Linked DNA regions of Homo sapiens: all the other regions are linked to region 3. The links are chromatin contacts, found by Hi-C or POLR2A ChIA-PET in ENCODE. All regions are on one chromosome and are shown on one strand. The core of a region is the stretch at or near the end of the contact, and the rest is flanking DNA. Distances in the headings are between cores, read along the strand shown.

The links. Hi-C counts contacts between places; a loop is a spot of excess contacts on that map. ChIA-PET counts read pairs that join two places held with the same protein, here RNA polymerase II (POLR2A). Pooled maps may share reads with other maps.
Region 1: a loop to region 3 is called in a map with no recorded cell type, with 3 times the contacts of the local background. The contact joins the enhancer-like site here to the promoter of ARHGEF12 in region 3. A Hi-C loop is called at or near these places in 3 of 37 single-sample maps with no recorded cell type and 2 of 50 pooled maps. POLR2A ChIA-PET finds 5 or more read pairs at or near these places in 1 of 52 experiments (AG04450).
Region 2: a map with no recorded cell type shows a loop between it and region 3 (6-fold over the local background). The contact joins the promoter of KMT2A here to the promoter of ARHGEF12 in region 3. A Hi-C loop is called at or near these places in 1 of 37 single-sample maps with no recorded cell type and 6 of 50 pooled maps.
Region 4: a loop to region 3 is called in a map with no recorded cell type, with 8 times the contacts of the local background. The contact joins the promoter of BCL9L here to the promoter of ARHGEF12 in region 3. A Hi-C loop is called at or near these places in 1 of 168 maps with a recorded cell type or tissue (gastrocnemius medialis), 1 of 37 single-sample maps with no recorded cell type and 6 of 50 pooled maps.

What each region holds. Positions count from the first base shown.
Region 1 is chr11:121,573,947-121,576,646 of GRCh38, reverse strand. It overlaps SORL1 (sortilin related receptor 1), which reads right to left. Exons shown (of 48, transcript NM_003105.6): 24 at 2,284-2,406. Among named protein-coding and RNA genes, the nearest start is that of SORL1-AS1, 120 kb to the right of the region's middle. Within about 2 kb of position 1,251, at least 8 of the 41 ENCODE cell types and tissues checked have a DNase peak (open chromatin) inside an H3K27ac peak, as active enhancers do.
Region 2 is chr11:118,435,074-118,437,773 of GRCh38, reverse strand. It overlaps KMT2A (lysine methyltransferase 2A), which reads right to left and starts at 1,282. Exons shown (of 36, transcript NM_001197104.2): 1 at 830-1,282. The coding sequence starts at 1,261. RefSeq lists enhancers at 1-313, 314-1,312, 1,974-2,113, 1,313-2,310 and a silencer at 1,184-1,663.
Region 3 is chr11:120,335,143-120,337,842 of GRCh38, reverse strand. It overlaps ARHGEF12 (Rho guanine nucleotide exchange factor 12), which reads right to left and starts at 1,430. Exons shown (of 41, transcript NM_015313.3): 1 at 568-1,430. The coding sequence starts at 599. RefSeq lists a silencer at 974-1,843.
Region 4 is chr11:118,924,622-118,927,321 of GRCh38, reverse strand. It overlaps BCL9L (BCL9 like), which reads left to right and starts at 1,396. Exons shown (of 10, transcript NM_001378213.1): 1 at 1,396-2,084. RefSeq lists silencers at 272-331, 1,152-1,291, 1,492-1,541 and enhancers at 1,737-2,238, 2,610-2,679.

The DNA of each region.
Region 1 (2,700 bases), core at 2-2,501, 1.2 Mb before region 3:
GCCTTCAAAGCTCCTGGGGAGATCATGAAGACAGAATGCTATAGGCTGAGCTTATAAACAATAGCAATTTATTTCTCTCGGTTCTGGAGGCTAGGAAAATTCAAATGTTTATACTTCATATGTTGAAACTTCAAATTTGTATGTTGAAACTTAATCACCAATGTGATATTATTAAGAGATGGGACCCCTGTGAGGTAATTAAGTCATGGGGGCAGAGCCCTCATGAATAGGATTAGTGTCCTTAAGAAAGAGGTGGGAGGGAGCTGTTCACTCCTTCTGCCACGCTTGCGTACAGATAGAAGCATTTCCCTGCAGTCCTTCCAGAAGCAGAGGTGCCATCTGACGCTGCAGTGAAGGTACCATCTATGAGGAACAGGCCCTCACTAGACAATAAGTCTGCTGGCACCTCAGTCTTGGACCTCCCAGTCTCCAGTACTGTGAGAAACAAAATACTATTGTTTATAAATTACCTACACTAAGTATTTTGTTATCACAGCCCAAATAGACTGTGGCATAGAACTTTCACATGGAGTTTACAGAGCGTCAGAAAACAGGAGCAGCCAAGCGTGGGGCCCAAGGCAGCCGTCTCAGTCATTCTCGCCAAGAGGCTTGTTGATGGCAAAGCTAGTAAATCAGATATTTTTGAGGAAGAGTGTGGAAACTTACGAAGAGGACCTGCATCAGAGGAAGGGGCTAACCGGGACCCTGGGATGAATTCAGGACAAACTAGTAAGAATGAGCCATGAACAGAGGATCAGGGGGCTGAAACTGCTTCACAGTCAAACATGTACCCAGTACGTGAGCTCAATGATACCAGAAAGAGGGAACCACGTGAAGTTTCCTTCTTACTAGGGCAAAACTAGCTACACATTTCAACCTTCTAAGAGTGCTGGGAAGGAAATGGCAGGGATGAAGGGGAAATAGTTGCACATTCCAAGGACATGTTTTCAGGCACTTGAAGAAGGAAAACTGGGAATTTTTTAAAAACCTTCCAAGAGCCAGGCTAGGGGTATTTTCTGTGTGGAAATGGCCTAGGCTCTGCTCTGCTGGTTAACTTGCATTGAGATGATTTACAAGCTGCCCTTGCTCCCCTTATTTCAGCTGCTGTGAGTCAAACCACCTGCTCATAATCAAGCAGGCTGTGTCCATGTGCGTAAGCACAGCGTGGCTGGACCTGCCCCCCGTGGACAGGGAGAGAGGGCACAGTAGGGCCCCGCCAACTCATCACCACGTCTGGGTCAGCGTCTGACCTCCACTCTCACTTCCCTCTCATGCCTCAATCTGGCACACCATGCTGATTGCATAATGTCTCCTTCGGAGGTCAGCAACTATGAGTCTGGGACCAGGGACTGTTAACTAAGATGGGTCTCATGAAACTGACAAGGAGGTACTGTGCAACAGAAATAGTGGAGGATTAGAAAATGGGAGACATGGATTCCAGTTCCCCATTCTGACACAAACTAATTGTGTCACCTTGAATAAGCCCCCTGACCTCTACAGACCTCAGTCACTTTAGAAAGTAGAAATTAAAAGGATTGGACCAGAGAATCTCTATCATTCCTTGGAATTGTAACCCACTGTTTTTCTAAATATAAAAATGTCCATTCAGAAAACAGATGCTCACTCAATGCCTATACCATCTGCTAACTTCTAATAATAACAGAGTTGAATGAATTAAATTGGTTAAAAAAAAAAGAACAGTTCACAGAGGTGCAGATTTGTGTCTTCAGCAGGCTAATCTCACACCCACTGAGACATGTGGGCCAAGCCTGTAGAGCTGTTAATAACCCCCTGAATTCATTCAGAAATTTACTTCCTTACCATCACCTTTCATCCTTATAGCATCTCTCCAAGGCAAAGCAGGGTCCATTTCCCCATTTTTCAGACTAGAAAACAAAGGCTAATCTAAGAGTAAGTGACAGGAGCTGAGTCCAGGCTCCATCTTTTCTGACCATGAATCATGAGGATTCAGTTCTGCTGGAGACACTTGATCCAGAGTTAATGGGAATCTAGGGTCCCATCCAGAGTTAATGGGAATCTAGGGTCCCAGTTCGCAAGTGTCTCCAGCGAACTGAATCCTCGTGAAAAGCAGCAAACAAACTCTTTAAGAATGGACAGAGAAATGACTCAACCCCACCATGTGGATGGAGAAAGCCATTCAGCTAGAATATCATAAATCCTGAGACGGCTATCAGAAAACCAGTACATACCAGTACAGCCCTGTGAGGGAGCACAATGACCCCCCTCTCCAGAGCAGGGTTTCAGGATGTGATGTCCCCTTACCACAATGACTTTCATCACTGTTGTCTCCACAGTCATCCTCAAGGTCACATTTATAGGACAGTGGGATACAAGTCCCAGACTCCTGGCAACGAAACTGGGTGTCCAGGTCACAGATGGTGGTAGCTAAAATGGGATAGAAAGACAACATATTCCTTAGGTACAATTGATTTCCCACAAATGTAAACATCCTACTGGAAAACCAATTAAAAAATAGAAGAAAGCAGGTATTAATTGTAGCAACAGAAATTAAACCTAGACTTACAGAAGACATAAATTACATGAGAGCTTGAAATTTACAACCAAGAGAGATAAGGGCATATCTTTCTGTGGACAGCTTCCAGATCGGAACAGGACGGGGAAAAGTGAGAAACTGTCATCTGTTGGCGAGAGAGAGTGACAGGCTAGGTGACCTCCTAA
Region 2 (2,700 bases), core at 33-2,532, 1.9 Mb after region 3:
TTCATTCTAAAGGAGGGAAAGGGTGGAGTGAAGGTAGAGTAATTCCCGGCTACCAATAGGCTAGAAACTGTAGCCCTGTAAGACGGGGCGGGGGGGGGAAGAGACTGCTGTATGAGGAATCACCGTTATCTTCAGAGGGAAAGGAGGTGAGACCAGGCAAGGTGCAGAGGAGAGATTTTCCCCGGTGGGGTAGGGCGGGATGGGGGAGGATCGGTCTGCTTGGGGTGGGGGTAGAGGGTGGAGGTGAAGGAAGGGGGAGTGGCTGGCAGTATAGGGACCTGGCCCGGGGATGGCGCGAGGGTTCATCGGGTTTTCGAAAGCAAGGTGCTGGAAGGGACACGATCCCCAAGGGCCAGGAGAACGTGGCCCTGGATGAGGCCATCACCCGAGAGACGCCCGAGAGGAAAACTGCCCTAGGAGTAACACATCTGCCCAGAGAGGGAGGCGGGGATGTGGCGGGATCAGGTCTCTAGGAGGGAGGGAGGGAGGAATCTTGCTCGGATGAGGTAATCTGTGAAAGGGAGGAGGGGTTCAGTCCCGGGATGGGAAACCCCGGCGAGGGGGTCTGTGCCAAGGGATTTGGGGAAGGGTCAGGGGGAGGAGAGCGGGGGGCAAACGCCCTCAGCCAGATGGGCCCAAACCCCGGGGTGGGGGCGCCTGGGGGTCTGCAGCCCTGCATGGGGGTCCCAAGATGGGAGAGCCATTCGCCCCGGGTCAGGGACCCCGAGATGGTCCCAGAATTGGGATGCTCCTCAATCCCGGATGGGGGAGGGGAGGGGGCTCCGCAGAGGGTCGAGACCCCGGACCTGGGGGTTCCTCGCCCCCTTACCTCTCCGCTGCCGCCTCCCCCGCCGCTCTCCCCAAACACGGCCCGGAACCGGCGCAGGTTGGTGCCGATGGCGGCCGAGACCTGCAGCGCCGCGTCGAAGCCCGGGCCCACCCGGAGCAGGGCCGGCCCTGAAGAGGCTGAGGACGATGACGAAGACGAAGACGAGGCGGACGACGAGGAGGCTGCTGAGGCGGCGGCCGCTCCCCCTGGAACCCCAGCCCCGCTGCTTCCCGCCGCCGCCGCCGCGGCCGCCACAGCCGGGGGGGAGGGGGGCGCCCCGGGGCCGCCACCGCCGACCGGGGGCCCGGGGGGAAGCAGCAGGGCCGGGACGCGTTGCCGCGGGGCGCCCCCTAGGCCCCGGCGCCCCCCGCCGCCGCCGCCCCCGGTGGTCCCGGGTCGGGCGGGGAAGCGCCACCGACAGCTGTGCGCCATGTTCGCCCCGTGAAGTGAAGCAGCGAGAGGGAGAGGCGACAACACAGGGGGGCGGGGAGGCGGAGGGGGGGGCACGGGGCCCCGGAACCTGCCTAACCAGCTCTGCGCCGCCCGGCCGCCTGCACCCTGCCGGCCGCTATGCAGAGCGCCGGGCCGCGCCCGCCAGCCCCGCAATCTGTATAGCGGCCTCGGGCCTCCGCCTCTGACGCCTGGGCGCTGCAACTCCATCCCGAGGCCCGGGCCGCCGCCTCCTGCCCGCCCGCCGGCCCCGCAACCTGGATAACTGCATGCCCCGCCCTCCGGGAGAGGCATTGCTCGGGAAAAGGAGGGGGGAAGGAAGCCCGGGAGCCCGGAGCAGAGCGCGGGTTCCGGAGAGAGGGGGAGGGGGCGAGGACTACGCGGAGGATGGAGGCGTAGGGAGCCGGGCCGCCTGCAGCCTTGAGCGCCGAGAGGCCGATTACACACGTTCCCGGGACGCGCTGGGAATCGAACAGCCCGGGAGAGCAGCTTCCAGTATAACGCGGCGGCTGGGTCGGGGAGCAGTGAGCCTTCTCCTCCGCCCCAGGGCACGGATACAAGATGGGTTAGCCCGAATTGAACGCTTCTAGAATAAAAGAGCCCTTATTGTACTACATGCAAAACAGAAGCGCTGCCCAGTTTACTATATGCAAAACAGAAAGGCCCTCAATGAACGCACTTTAAAAAATAAAAAAGGAGCCCCTCCCATTTTCATGCTGGAGCTCTTTCCAAAAAGCACACACCGAGTGGCAGGTCTCCTGCCACCTCCTCGCTCTACTGTGCACTCGTCTGGCTTTCGTGCCCTTCTGCAGGGAGTTGGGTTGTGTTTCTCCAGCCCGGGCACTGAGGCCACGGCGTGCTCCGCTAACGACGCGGTGTTACAACGAAGCTGAAGCTGGGTGGCTAACGGGGCCTGGAGGGAAGAGGCGGGCAAAAGCGCCCCCGCCCCTTCTTCCTCCGGTCTCTGCCTGCCGCTGCATGCAAAGCAGACCCTAATGTATGCACGCAGAGGGAGGGGGGCTCGCGAGCACGTTTCTGATTAAGAGAGGGGGAGGAGGAGAGCGTTGGGCATTATGATACACTGGGTGGAAGGGGCCCGCCGGCGGCGAGCTCTGTGCGCGGGGTTAGTAAGCTGAGGGGGGAGGGGGAAAGAAGGAGGCGAGTTAGGGAGGGGAATGAATATCCACCGGGTTTACTTTATTGCGGGAAAGAGGGGAGGGCGCCTCGAGCATAGCGTTAGACGCCTGCAAGGCTGGGAAAGCCGAGAGGGTAGGGAGGGGTTTGTGTCGGGAGAACTTGCGTTGGCTGAGGCTGGGGGATCGATACACAGCCTGCAGGCCCCGGGGCAGCCTCCATCCCCCAAGCCGAGGGGGAGTTCGCTGGAAGGTCATGCAGCCTTCCTGGACTCCCGCACCGGTACA
Region 3 (2,700 bases), core at 181-2,680:
CTTCCAGCAAGAACCTGTGATTTACTGGTAATGTCAACATTCTGGAAAGTTATTAGATAATAATTAAACACCGTGCAGGTCAACATCTGAAAGAGATCAAGTTCCCAGATCACCATGCAGTAGGCTCAACATTAAGTTCACAGGTAGAAATTCCTAAAATGTAATTGTCTTGAGAATCTACTGCAGGACACGGCTAAAGCTGATAAATAATACACCAATACCGAGCCGACTTCAGGCACCGACCTTCACCTAAAATGACCTTCTCCTCTGATTTCCAGACGAGTACACAATCCTAATGCACACTACAGGCGGAAAACCACAATCATGGTTTTGCCTCCCCCTTCTCTGAGAATCGGAAGGGAAGTTTCTCTCCGGAAAAATTACATTTCCAAAAGCCAATCAACTGGATAACTCGGCAGCAACCCCAGGCTAACTGCACAGCTCCGAAACAACCCTCTTTCCTCTGCCTGTCAACTTCGCTGGCCAAAGGCAATCTGCAATCACCGACTCCCCTGCTAGGTCGGGCCCGATTCCGGGAGGCCGAACGAAGGAGGAATTCATACCAACCTGTCGGTGATAGTAGACTGTGTGCCACTCATTGGGGCCCTTGGCGAGAGGTCCTCCTTTTATCCAACTTGCATTTTACAGTAACACCTCCTCCCCACCCCCAGTGCTCTGGGATCAGGCCCAACTCCGTCAGGGACACAAAAGTCCAACTCAAAACTCCATTCAGTCATCTAGACCATCCGACTGTAAGGGGTCAACGGATGCGGCTTGGAGCAAAACAAGTTATCTCCCAAAACGAACTGAGAAAGCCAGGGAGCGAGTCAGTCCAGAGTGAGTCGAGCTAGAGAGAAATCCTCCAGAAGGCACAAGGATAAACTTCCTCAGAGAGGGAAATCCGCGCGCAGTGGGAAGGGGACCCGGGACTCCCGCCGGGGCTGGGGCGGGATCAGCTCACGGACGGGTGTCGGCTCCTCCTCCGGAGTCTCGGGGCCTCGAACTCCCCGCCGCGGCAAGGGCCGGGGCCCTCCCTCCCGGCTCTCTATCTGGGGCTGCCGGCTGCTCGTGGCCGCAGCGTTGGCCGCGTCTCCGGCCGTCCCGCGCCGGGCTCGCGCGATTCCATGTCCCGGGCCCGGGGCTCCTTCTGTGCTCGCCGCCCTCACCAGGCTCCCGGTGCTGGGACGAGCCGCTGGCGCCGGCGGAGAGGTCCCGCGGCCCGAGGTGACAGGGACCCGGGTCTCTCAGCGCCGCGGACTGCTCCCCATCCCTTTGAGGCCCGGACTCTTCCGCAATCGCCAGAGGCGGCGGCTCCTCCCCGACGCTCCCCGCGAGGGGCGGGAGATGCCCGTCCGGCCCGGCCTGGAAGCCCTGGTCCGGGAGGCGGAGGCGGCGGCGTCTCCCGGCGCAGGGCCGGCTCGCCGGGTTCTGGAGGCCCTCGCGGGCGCGCGCGCAGACAGCGGAGGAGGCCGGCGGCCGTGGGGGCCGCGCAACCGCGGGCGCGCGCGCGGGTTCCGGTTCCGGTTCTGGTTTCCCGGCCCTGGCCGCGTCCGGCGCGAGCTCGCGCTTCCCGTCCCCCGCCGACTTTATGGCCCCCTCCCCTCTGACTTCGGGAAGCCGCCTCACCCGGGATCCCTCCGCCGCTCAGGGCCGCGCTCTCGCCCTTGAACGGACGCCTCCGCCGGAGCCCGGTTTGGGAGAGCGGCAAAGTAGTCCTACGGGGCAGAGGGAGGTGGGACCCGTGCAGCCCCGGGAGGCCCACCCACCTCCCGCGGCGCCTGGGCCCCTGAGTGCCGAGACATGCCCCTTCGAGTCCAGTTTGTACTAAGTCGACTTTCACCAGAGACCGCCCGAGAGCGCCCCCCAGATCCCGAGGACATCGTGCCGGGAGGCTCTTTGAAAATTACCAGCCCCCCTTGTCCTGGAAACTTTTATTACTTAAGGGAATGTATTATCTCTCCTGTCTTCTGGCTGCACGCGTTCTGCCGGTTCCCGGCCGGCGCCCCTCGCTGCCTCCGCAGGCCCCGCTCACCTGGGCACCTGCCGGCTCCGGGGGGAGAGCGCTGCATGAGCCGGAGGCGCAGGGCTGCGGGAGAGCAGCTGGGGACTGCAGCCAGGGTTTCTCGGTATAAATATTACTTTTAGGCTGTTTCTGCCTTGGCAAAATGAAATGTGTTATTTGCCAAATTGATAAAGCATGGTGCTTTCCATGGCGACTTAACAAGCGTGTTGTGGAAAGAACTGGGAGAAGAAAATGAAGTATATTTATCCAGTAAATAGCATTACGGTTCTCTCTGAAGGATTCCCAAACGGTTTTTCGGTTTTTTCCCCTACTGGGTAGAGAGCTTTAGATACCCATCTAGTTTTATGATTGAATAATTCAGTATTTTGGCAATTTAGGTACCACATGTAATACAGTTCTTCAGTTCTGCCTGCAAACATCCAAAGTGGCTATTCCCTTTATCCAACTATTTTCAGACTTTTGAGCTTAAACCTATGTTGGTGACAAGGGATTTCAGCCATTTTGTGGAATCCAAGTAGCAAATCAAATCTAATAAACAGTGGATGTGGAGAGAGGAAACAATTACCTCTTAACAATGCTGTTGCAAAAAGTCATTCCGCAACAGTTCATGAAAGGATCATTATCCCCGAATAGAGGCATGAGCTCACGCTGACGTTAGTTAGAACGGGGGGGAAAAA
Region 4 (2,700 bases), core at 147-2,646, 1.4 Mb after region 3:
TGTGTGTGACAAGATACAACACATCAGGAAGTACTCAGATGCTATGATGGGATAGGTGGTCAGAAGAGAGGGAGGTCAGTGAGGCTAGAACTATCTGGGGACCATCTGTGAGGAGGGGCAGGGGAGAGGGCCGAGGAAACAGCAGGAACAAGCAGGCTGGCTAGTGTTCTTCCTATCAGACACAGTCAATGCTTGTCACTTGCTATTAATTCTGGGTGGGTGGGGACAGTAGGAAACAGGGAAAGTGCCCTGGGATAAGGAGACCCAAATTCTAGTCCTGGGCTTACCACTTTCTAGCTGGGTAGCTCTGGGTAAGTCCTTAGGTAATGCAAACCTCAATTTCCTCACCTCTGTAATGGGACCATAACCTCTTTCTTGCAGGTTTGTGGTGAGCATTGAAACATGTGAAATGTTTTTAAAAAGCGCTTTGGGCCGGGCGCGGTGGCTCACGCCTGTAATCCCAGCACTTTGGGAGGCCAAGGCAGGTTGATCACCTGAGGTCAGTAGTTCGAGACCAGCCTGGCCGACATGGTGAAACGCTGTCTCTACTAAAAATACAAAATTAGCCGGGCATGGTGGCAGGTGCCTGCAATCCCAGCTACTTGGGAGGTTCAGGCAGGAGAATCGCTTTAACCCAGAAGGCAGAGGTTACAGTGAGCTGAGACCGCGCCTTTGCACTCCAGCCTGGGCAACAAGAGCGAAACTCCATCTCAAAAAAAAAAAAGGGCTTTACATTTTCTTTTTCATTGCCTCGATCGTCCTATAGGGTGGTGAGAGTGTGTGTGTGTGTGTGTGTGTGTGTGAGAGAGAGAGAGAGAGAGAGAAGCACTTTGAGGTTAGGTTAGGAGAGTTCTTTTGAGAAGACAAAGGTTTCACTTCCACAAACATTTTCTTAGCATGCACTTTGTGCTGCTGAGGATTGAGATGAAAAAACTCAGTCTGTGTCCTCAAGGACCTCATGGTCTACTAGGAGAGACATGAATAAAGAGATGCTCAGTGCATTATGGATGTGGGTGGGTACAACGAAGAGGGGACCCAGTGCTGTGTGTGTGTGTGTGTGTGCGCGCGCGTGTGTCCAGGCAACTTCCACTCCTTCCAATCAGTGCAGATAGGAAGGTAGGTTTGTCAAACCTTTCCCTAGCCTGGGATGTTGTTGGCGCGTCTCCTCCCCAGTTCTCAGGAGTGAGGAGGAGAGCAGAAACCCCCCTCCCCGCCCCCGGGCCAACCTGCCTCCCGCTAGCCGGCCGGGCGCCTTACCGAGTCAGACCACTGGGAGGCTGGGGGAGCCGGGTTGGGCGAGGAGGCAAGCGAGATGGGGGAGCTCTTATTTTGACAGGGGCCTCTCCGGGCTCTGGTATGAAGGCAGAAGGAGGCAGCCAGAGAGCCCCGATGCTTATTCAGGCTGGGGAGTGGAGCCGAGTGGAGGGGCAAGCGAGGCTCCGGCAGCGCAGGGGAGCCCGGGGAGGCGGCGGCGCGCGGCGGAGCCAGTGGCTGGACATGCCCCGGACCCGGGGCCGCTGCACCACCGCCGCCGCCCGGAGCCAGCCGGCCGGACGCCCGCACGCCTGGGTCCCCCGGCGCCGCGCCGCCCGGGGGCTGTGACCCGGACCCTCGGAGTCCGACCAACAATAAGCGCCCAGACAGCCCCTCCCCACCCAGCGCCCGGCATTCCCGCGGGCTTTGGGGAAAGGAAAGGAGAGGCGAGGAAGGAAGGAAGGAAGCAAGCAAGCAAGCAAGGGAAGGAGGAGCAGGAGCAGGAGCCGGAGCCCTGAGGTTCGGGGCCGAGACCCCGGCCCCGCGCCCCGGCCCCGGCGGGTGTGCGCGCTCTCCCGCCACTGCCCGGCGCCCGCGACCATGCTCCGCGGTTGGGAGGCAGGAACCCAGGCACCCAGCGATCCCCGGATAGCCTCTCCCGGGCCGGGCTGGTATTGAGATCAAGGCGTCCAGGATCAAAAGATCACCGCCTGCCCGCCCCCTCTGCATCTCCAACTGGCGAGCAGGAGGACCCCCATCCACACAACGACCCTGACCTGGTCATGGCGTCCAGCTCCGGCCTGGCGTGAGGACCCCCCAATCCGCGTGAGGTGAGGGGTGGGCTGGGGGCAAGGCGAAAGTCATGCCAGGCCAGCAGAGGCGCGAGGAGGGAGATCCAGTTTGAATCGGGGAGGGGAAACACAGTCTGATTGTCTCTTGCTCTCTGGCACGTACCCCCAGGCTGTTTAAGGTGTGGGGGACTCCCCCAGGGTCAGTGGAGGCTACTCTTAAGCCCCCAATCAGGTTGGCAGCTCCAGAACACCGTGGGGAGGGCTTAGGGACAGCCAGGGGACCCTGCCACCCTAGCGCAGAGAACAAGGCCGGCCTTGGGCCAGCTGGAGCAGCGAACCTTGCCCTGGGGGCTTCTGGGAGATGTAGTCCCCCTCCCAGGCTCACCAACCCCGTGGGTCTCAGCACCCCAGCCCTCCTCCTCTGGCTGATAGGAGCCTCCAGAAGGAGGTGGGTTGGGACTGGGGAGAGCTGGGGGTCACCCTTTTCTCCCAGGCACTGCCTGTGAGTAGCGGGGGCTGTGACTGAGGAGTCTCTTCTTCCAAGGCTTCTGAGTGATGTGGGCTTGGCTGGGGGGTGGGGCAGTCATACAGTTCCTTGGAAGTGTCCCTGCGCTGCTAAGGGGAGGTGGCCCCTGTCTTGATCCAAAGGAACCCT